2 separate regions of the Homo sapiens genome follow, and region 1 is linked to region 2. Evidence: read pairs that join two places in POLR2A ChIA-PET (ENCODE). Cell type or tissue: GM12878. All regions are shown on one strand. Links, peaks and the distances in the headings refer to the core of each region. The heading gives the core; the rest is flanking DNA.

The links. ChIA-PET counts read pairs that join two places held together with the same protein. Peaks named below come from ENCODE experiments on the same cell type or tissue, not always from the same donor. Only the 100,000 strongest peaks of a DNase experiment are listed, where the experiment ranks them.
Region 1: POLR2A ChIA-PET joins it to region 2 with 15 read pairs; 7 of 35 experiments call an interaction of 5 or more read pairs at or near these places.

Annotation. Positions count from the first base shown.
Region 1 is chr17:2,139,662-2,142,573 of GRCh38, forward strand. The region is part of intron 13 of SMG6 (SMG6 nonsense mediated mRNA decay factor); the gene reads right to left. Among named protein-coding and RNA genes, the nearest start is that of SMG6-AS1, 51 kb to the left of the region's middle. In GM12878, for the core only: no CTCF peak of the experiment used is centred there; no DNase peak of the experiment used is centred there.
Region 2 is chr17:2,233,601-2,236,512 of GRCh38, forward strand. It overlaps SMG6 (SMG6 nonsense mediated mRNA decay factor), which reads right to left. Exons shown (of 19, transcript NM_017575.5): 10 at 2,892-2,912. LOC101927839 (a long non-coding RNA gene) reads left to right here. Exons shown (of 2, transcript NR_110888.1): 2 at 1-10. Among named protein-coding and RNA genes, the nearest start is that of SMG6, 69 kb to the right of the region's middle. In GM12878, for the core only: no CTCF peak of the experiment used is centred there; no DNase peak of the experiment used is centred there; H3K27ac peaks cover 643 bases.

The sequences.
Region 1 (2,912 bases), core at 308-2,807, 94 kb before region 2:
CTGTCTGCCTTGGTTCCCAAAGTGCTGGGACTACAGGTGTGAGCCACTGTGCCAAGACATTTAACAAACAAATTTTTTTTTTGAGATGGAGTTTCGCTCTGTCACCCAGGCTGGAGTGCAGTGGTGTGATCTTGGCTCACTGTCACCTCTACCTCCTGAGTTTGAGCGATTCTCCTGCCTCAGCCTCCCAAGTAGCTGGGATTACAGGCGCATGCCACCATACCCGGCTAATTTTTGTATTTTTAGTAGAGATGGGATTTCACCATGTTGCCCAGGCTGCTCTCGAATTCCTGAGCTCATGTGATCCTCCCACCTCAGCCTCCCAAAGTGCTGGGATTACAGGCGTGAGCCACCACGCCCAGCTGGGAAACTGCCTGTTAACTAATTTTTTTTAAACTGTTAAGGGGCACTTTATTTTTGAGACAGGGTCTCACTCTGTCACCCATGCTGGAGTGCAGTAGTGAGACCTCGGCTCACTGCAACCTCCGCCTCCCAGGCTCCAGTGATCCTCCCACCTCAAACTCCCAAGTAGCTGGGACCACAGGCATGTGCAACCATGCCCAACTAGTTTTTGTACTTTTAGTAGAGATGGGGTTTTGCCATGCTGCCTAAGCTGGTCTCCTGATATCAAGTGATCTGCATGCCTCAGCCTCCCAAAGTGCTGGGGTTACAGGCGTAAGCCACTGCACCTGGCCTGACACTTTATTTTTTTAAATTCTTCATATCCAGGCCGGGTACGATGGCTCACACCTGTAATCCCAATACTTTGGGAGGCCAAGGTGGGTGGATCCTGAGGTCAGGAGATCAAGACCATCCTGGCTAGCATGGTGAAATCCTGTCTCTACTAAAAATGCAAAAAAATCAGCCGGGTGTGGTAGCACGCACCTGTTGTCCCAGCTACTTGGGAGGCTGAGGCAGGAGAATCGCTTGAACCTGGGAGGCGGAGGTTGCAGTGAGCCGAGATTGCACCACTGCACTCCAGCCTGGGTGACAGAGTGAGATTCCATCTCAAAAAAAAAAAAAAAAATTCTTCATATCCACATTGTATTCATTTTTATAACATGCAGTCAATGCAATATTTAGAAAGTAGTATTCAATTAAAAAAAAAAGCCATTGAAGCTGTCTTTAGGTGAAATCCATGCATGTCAGACCTTGTCTGAGCACTGCTTTTTACAGAAGCCTTGACAAACTGGAATTGCCTTTCAAGTATTAGTGCATTGGAATCACCTGGAGAGCTTGTTAAATGAGCCTGCTGGGCTCCACCCTCAACTGTTTATGATTCAAAAGGCTGAGGTAGGGCCTAAAACATTACAAGTTCCCAGGTGAATCTGATGCTGCTGGTAATGGCACAGAGAAATCTGGCCAGGAGAATGATCTAGAATTGCAGTGTTTAATACAGTAGCCACTAGCCACATGTGGATATTTCAATTTAACTACATTAAGATTTGTTTTTCGGTTGCACTAGCCACATTTCAAGTATTCAAAAGTCACATGTGGCCAGTGGCTACCATAGAGGATGGTGTGGAAATAGTAACTTTCCATCATTACAGTACTAAACACTGCATCATTACATAAAGTCCTATAATATTTCGCAGCACTGGCCAAGAATCTATTTGATTGCACTGGTTTGTTTAGCTTAGAGAAAAGAAAACGTAAAGAGAATTTCAAGTATAACTAAGGTGTGTCAGATATAGAAAAAACAGACTTTGTGATTTTGAGAAAACTTTTAAAAAATCATTAAGTGGGAATTACAGGAAGGCAGGCTGTGTTCAGTTTGAGAAGGAACTTTTTTTTCTTAGAGATGCGGTCTTGCTCTGTCACCCAGGCTGGAGTGCAGTGGCACAATCACAGCTCACTGTAACCTTGAAATCCTGGGCTCAAGTGATCCTCCTGCCTCAGCCACTTGAATGGCTAGGACCACAGGTGTGCACACCATACCCGCTAATTTTTAAAAAATTTTTTTGCAGAGGCAGGGTCTTGCTATGTTGCATGGCTGGTCTTGAACTCCTGGGCTCAAGTGCTCCTCCTACCTTGGCCTCCCAAAGTGCTGAGATGACAGGCACAAGCCACCTCACTCAGCCTGAGGAGGAACTTTTTATAGTGACTGTCTCATAATAGAGTAAATTCTGGGGAAGCATCTGGAGCAGAGGCCATTGAGAAAACTGGAGGACTATTTTTTCATTAGATAAGAGACTGGCCCTGATGTCTTCTAAGGAAGCTTTTAACTCCATGGTTCCTTTGTAATCAATCTGATCCAATTTTATAGTTACAATCACTGTTTACCATTTCTTTGGAATCTAGGATACTTTTCTGAAGTGTGTACTTCAGGTAGAAGAAACTTCGTTTAGTGAGGATATTTGGTGATAAACTCTGTTTTGTTTTTGTTTTTGGCGGGAGGACAGGATCTCACTATGGCTGGACTCCAATGCCTGGGCTCCAGTGATCCTCCTGTCTTAGCCTCCCAAGTGGCTGGGAATACAGGCGCACACCAGCTTCTCCCAGTCCTTATTGTTTAAAAATGTCTTTATAACACCAAAGCACAAGTAACAAAATAAAATAAACCAGATTAATTGGACTTCGTAAAAATTAAAACATTCAAGAAAGTGCAAGGACAATCAAATCATAGGGAGAAAATATTTGTAAATCATTTATCTGATAAAGGACTTGTATCCAGAATCTATAAAGAACTCCTGCAACTCAAGGCTGGGTGTGGTGACTCATGCCTGTAATCCCAGCACTTTGGGAGGCCAAGGCAGGAGGATCGCTGGAGCCCAGGAGTTCAAAACCAGCCTGGGCAACACAGTGAGACCCTCTCTGTCTGTCTGTCTATCTATCTATGAACTCCTACAACTCAATGTAATCTTTCTATCTATCTATCTATCTATGAACTCCTACAACTCAACAATAAAAGA
Region 2 (2,912 bases), core at 273-2,772:
TCGAACTGCTGCTGATTAGTGAAGGATTTCAATCTTTACCCTCTCCCCAACCCCCCTCCTTCTCCACCCCCGGCACAGATGCTGCTACTCAGCCACAACACCCCCTTATTGCCACTGTCCAGGCAAGCACAGCACAGCACAGGGGACCAAAGATGATGACTCATGTGCTGGGAAATGGAAAAGTGCATCTTCCCACCAGCCAGCCCTGCCGAGCACTCTGCTCGCCCCTGTCCCAATGGCAGCCCACACAGCGGGGTCTGGATGGCCACCTCAGCTGCACACTGGGTACTTGGCAGCACGTCCACAGAGCTCTCTGTCCTCACTGAGTGTTATATCCTGTGGCCTGGGCCGTTTTTCCTTGAAACACCCTTGGAGCCTCTGAACACCTCAACCCATACTCTTCTTGGCCCCAGTGACCTCATCGAGGTGACAATGAGGTGAGAGTCAGGAGCAGACCAGTCATGAAAAGTAGGGTCTCAAGTACGGGCTTTATTTTTCCATGTCTCTCCTGGCTAGAGGGTACTCGTTATGACCCACCATGGAAGAGTCCTAGAAAAAGTGCCTTGGCCTCACATCAGGGAACAACCGATTTCTTTCTCTGTACTCACCATCTTACCTTCCTTTTACCTGTATTTTCTTTTTTTTTTACTTTTAATTCTTAATTATTATTATTATTTTTTGAGATGGAGTCTCACTCTGCTGCCCAGGCTGCAGTATAGTTTGCAATCTCGGCTCACTGCAACCTCCACCTCCCAGGTTCAAGCAATTCTCCTGCCTCAGCCTCCTGTGAAGCTGGGATTACAGGTGCCCACCACCAAGCGCAGCTAATTTTTGGTATTTTTAGTATAGACAGGGTTTCGCCATGTTGGCCAGGCTGGTCTCAATCTCCTGACCTCAGGTGATCTGCCTGCCTTGGCCTCCCAAAGCGCTGGGATTACAGGCGTGAGCCACCGCACCCGGCCTACCATTATTTTCTTAACCTTTACTTAACAACAGCTACAAGAAAAAGACTCACTGGTGGCCTATTAAAAGGCCAAGGTATTCCTTTCCATGGAATAGAAGCTGCTGAAAACAGATGCTTCATGGGCAAGGGCTTTTAATTCTTAATTATTATTATTATTATTTGAGATGGAGTCTCACTCTGCTGCCCAGGCTGCAGTATAGTTTGCAATCTCGGCTCACTGCAACCTCCACCTCCCAGGTTCAAGCAATTCTCCTGCCTCAGCCTCCTGAGAAGCTGGGATTACAGGTGCCCACCACCAAGCACAGCTAATTTTTGGTATTTAAAGGCAGGTCCTTTACATTCACACCTAAAGAAGCCACAGGTCATTTGGTGCTGGAACAATGTCTTGGCTGAGGCTGCAGCTCTGTGACAGGTAGCTCACTGAACTCTGTGGGTTGTTTTTAGTGGGAGATGGGAATGAACAGGAGGGCACCTCAGGAGGGCCCATTTCCAGAGTCAGGTGGGCTTCCTACTTGGTAGCAGACTGTCCCTCCCCTTTGGGCCTCACCAGCACAGCATTTTACAAACTTTGTTCTCTTCTCCCTGGAAACCAGTGCTGCCACTTAAGAATCGATGCTTCCTCAGGGCCATTTACCCAAATAGCCATCTCAGGAAAAATTAGCCAAGTTCAAAAAGGCATCTAAGCCCCTGGATCTCACTTTCTGCTGGGAATTCTAAACGCTGTAGCAGGCAGCATGAGAGGAGGAAATCCTCTAGGATTCAGAAGTAACTGAGAACCCAGACACACTCTGAGAGGACCTTGCCTAGTCCCAGAAAGATCCGCATTTCCATTTCAAGGCAAAGTGTGGCATATTCACTCCCCCACCACAACCAAGTGAAGCATAACCCTTAAGTACAAACGGGGAGATAAATCAATCAACTTCATGGTGAGAGAAAGTGCTATGAAAAGGGGCAACAAGAGACCCAGCGCCACTCTGTCAAGAAACACCAGATCTGTTTTACAGCAGGGTCTCTATGGGCCAATTCCCACTTCCTGGCATTTCTTGCCCTGAGACCAAACACTCTCTGTCAGTGTTCTGAAATGACTCCTAGGCAGCATGGACCAAATTACCCTTGCGAACAGACACAGAAAATAATGTCATCCCTGTACTACATAATTCCATCAAGTCATACCATATCATCCTTACCTAAGTGAAATGAAGGGAACGGAAGGGAAGGGAAGGAATCCTGGTAACATCCTTTGACCCTGACCTGGTCATCAGAACATTTAAAACCCTGCCAATCTGTCCTTCTCCCCTCTACTTCCACACCCACCCGACCCCCTATGAAAAAACCCCAAAATGTTCAGAAAAACATTTTAGAATGCACACTGGTATAATAGCTAAATTCTGGGACTGGTGGTTTTTGTGCTTCCAGATTTGAGTCACCAAAGCTCATCAATTCTCGGTTCTTACTCCCTGGCAGGCTCCCACTAGGGATATCCCATAGGGAACTAGACTTTTCCATATTGAACAAACAGGGTACATGAGTCCAGAAACAGCTATTCCCAATCCCTGCCAAGCGTATGGTCTCTGCAATGAAACATCTCAGCAATGCCTCTCCCTTGGGAGAGGCTCTGGGTCTGCAGCCTTCAAGAGGCCTTGCTGCTGCCTTTCGCGTGGCCAGATGTGCAACTGCATCTCTGCATTTGCAAATTAAGCTCTATACCCATGATTCCCTCCTTCCATCCCACCCAAGCACTAGAGAGTCATACAGATTTCAAAGTAAACTAAATATCTGAGACAATGGTAGGAAGCGTAGGGTAGGGTGTGTGTGTTCGGGGGTGGGGTGGGGGGAGGTAGGTATGGTAGGTATGGTAACACAAGAAAGAAGCTACATTAATCTCTATCTGTCTATATTCTAGATGAAGAAACTAAACATGCCTTACCTTTCAGCTGGGAGTTGTGTA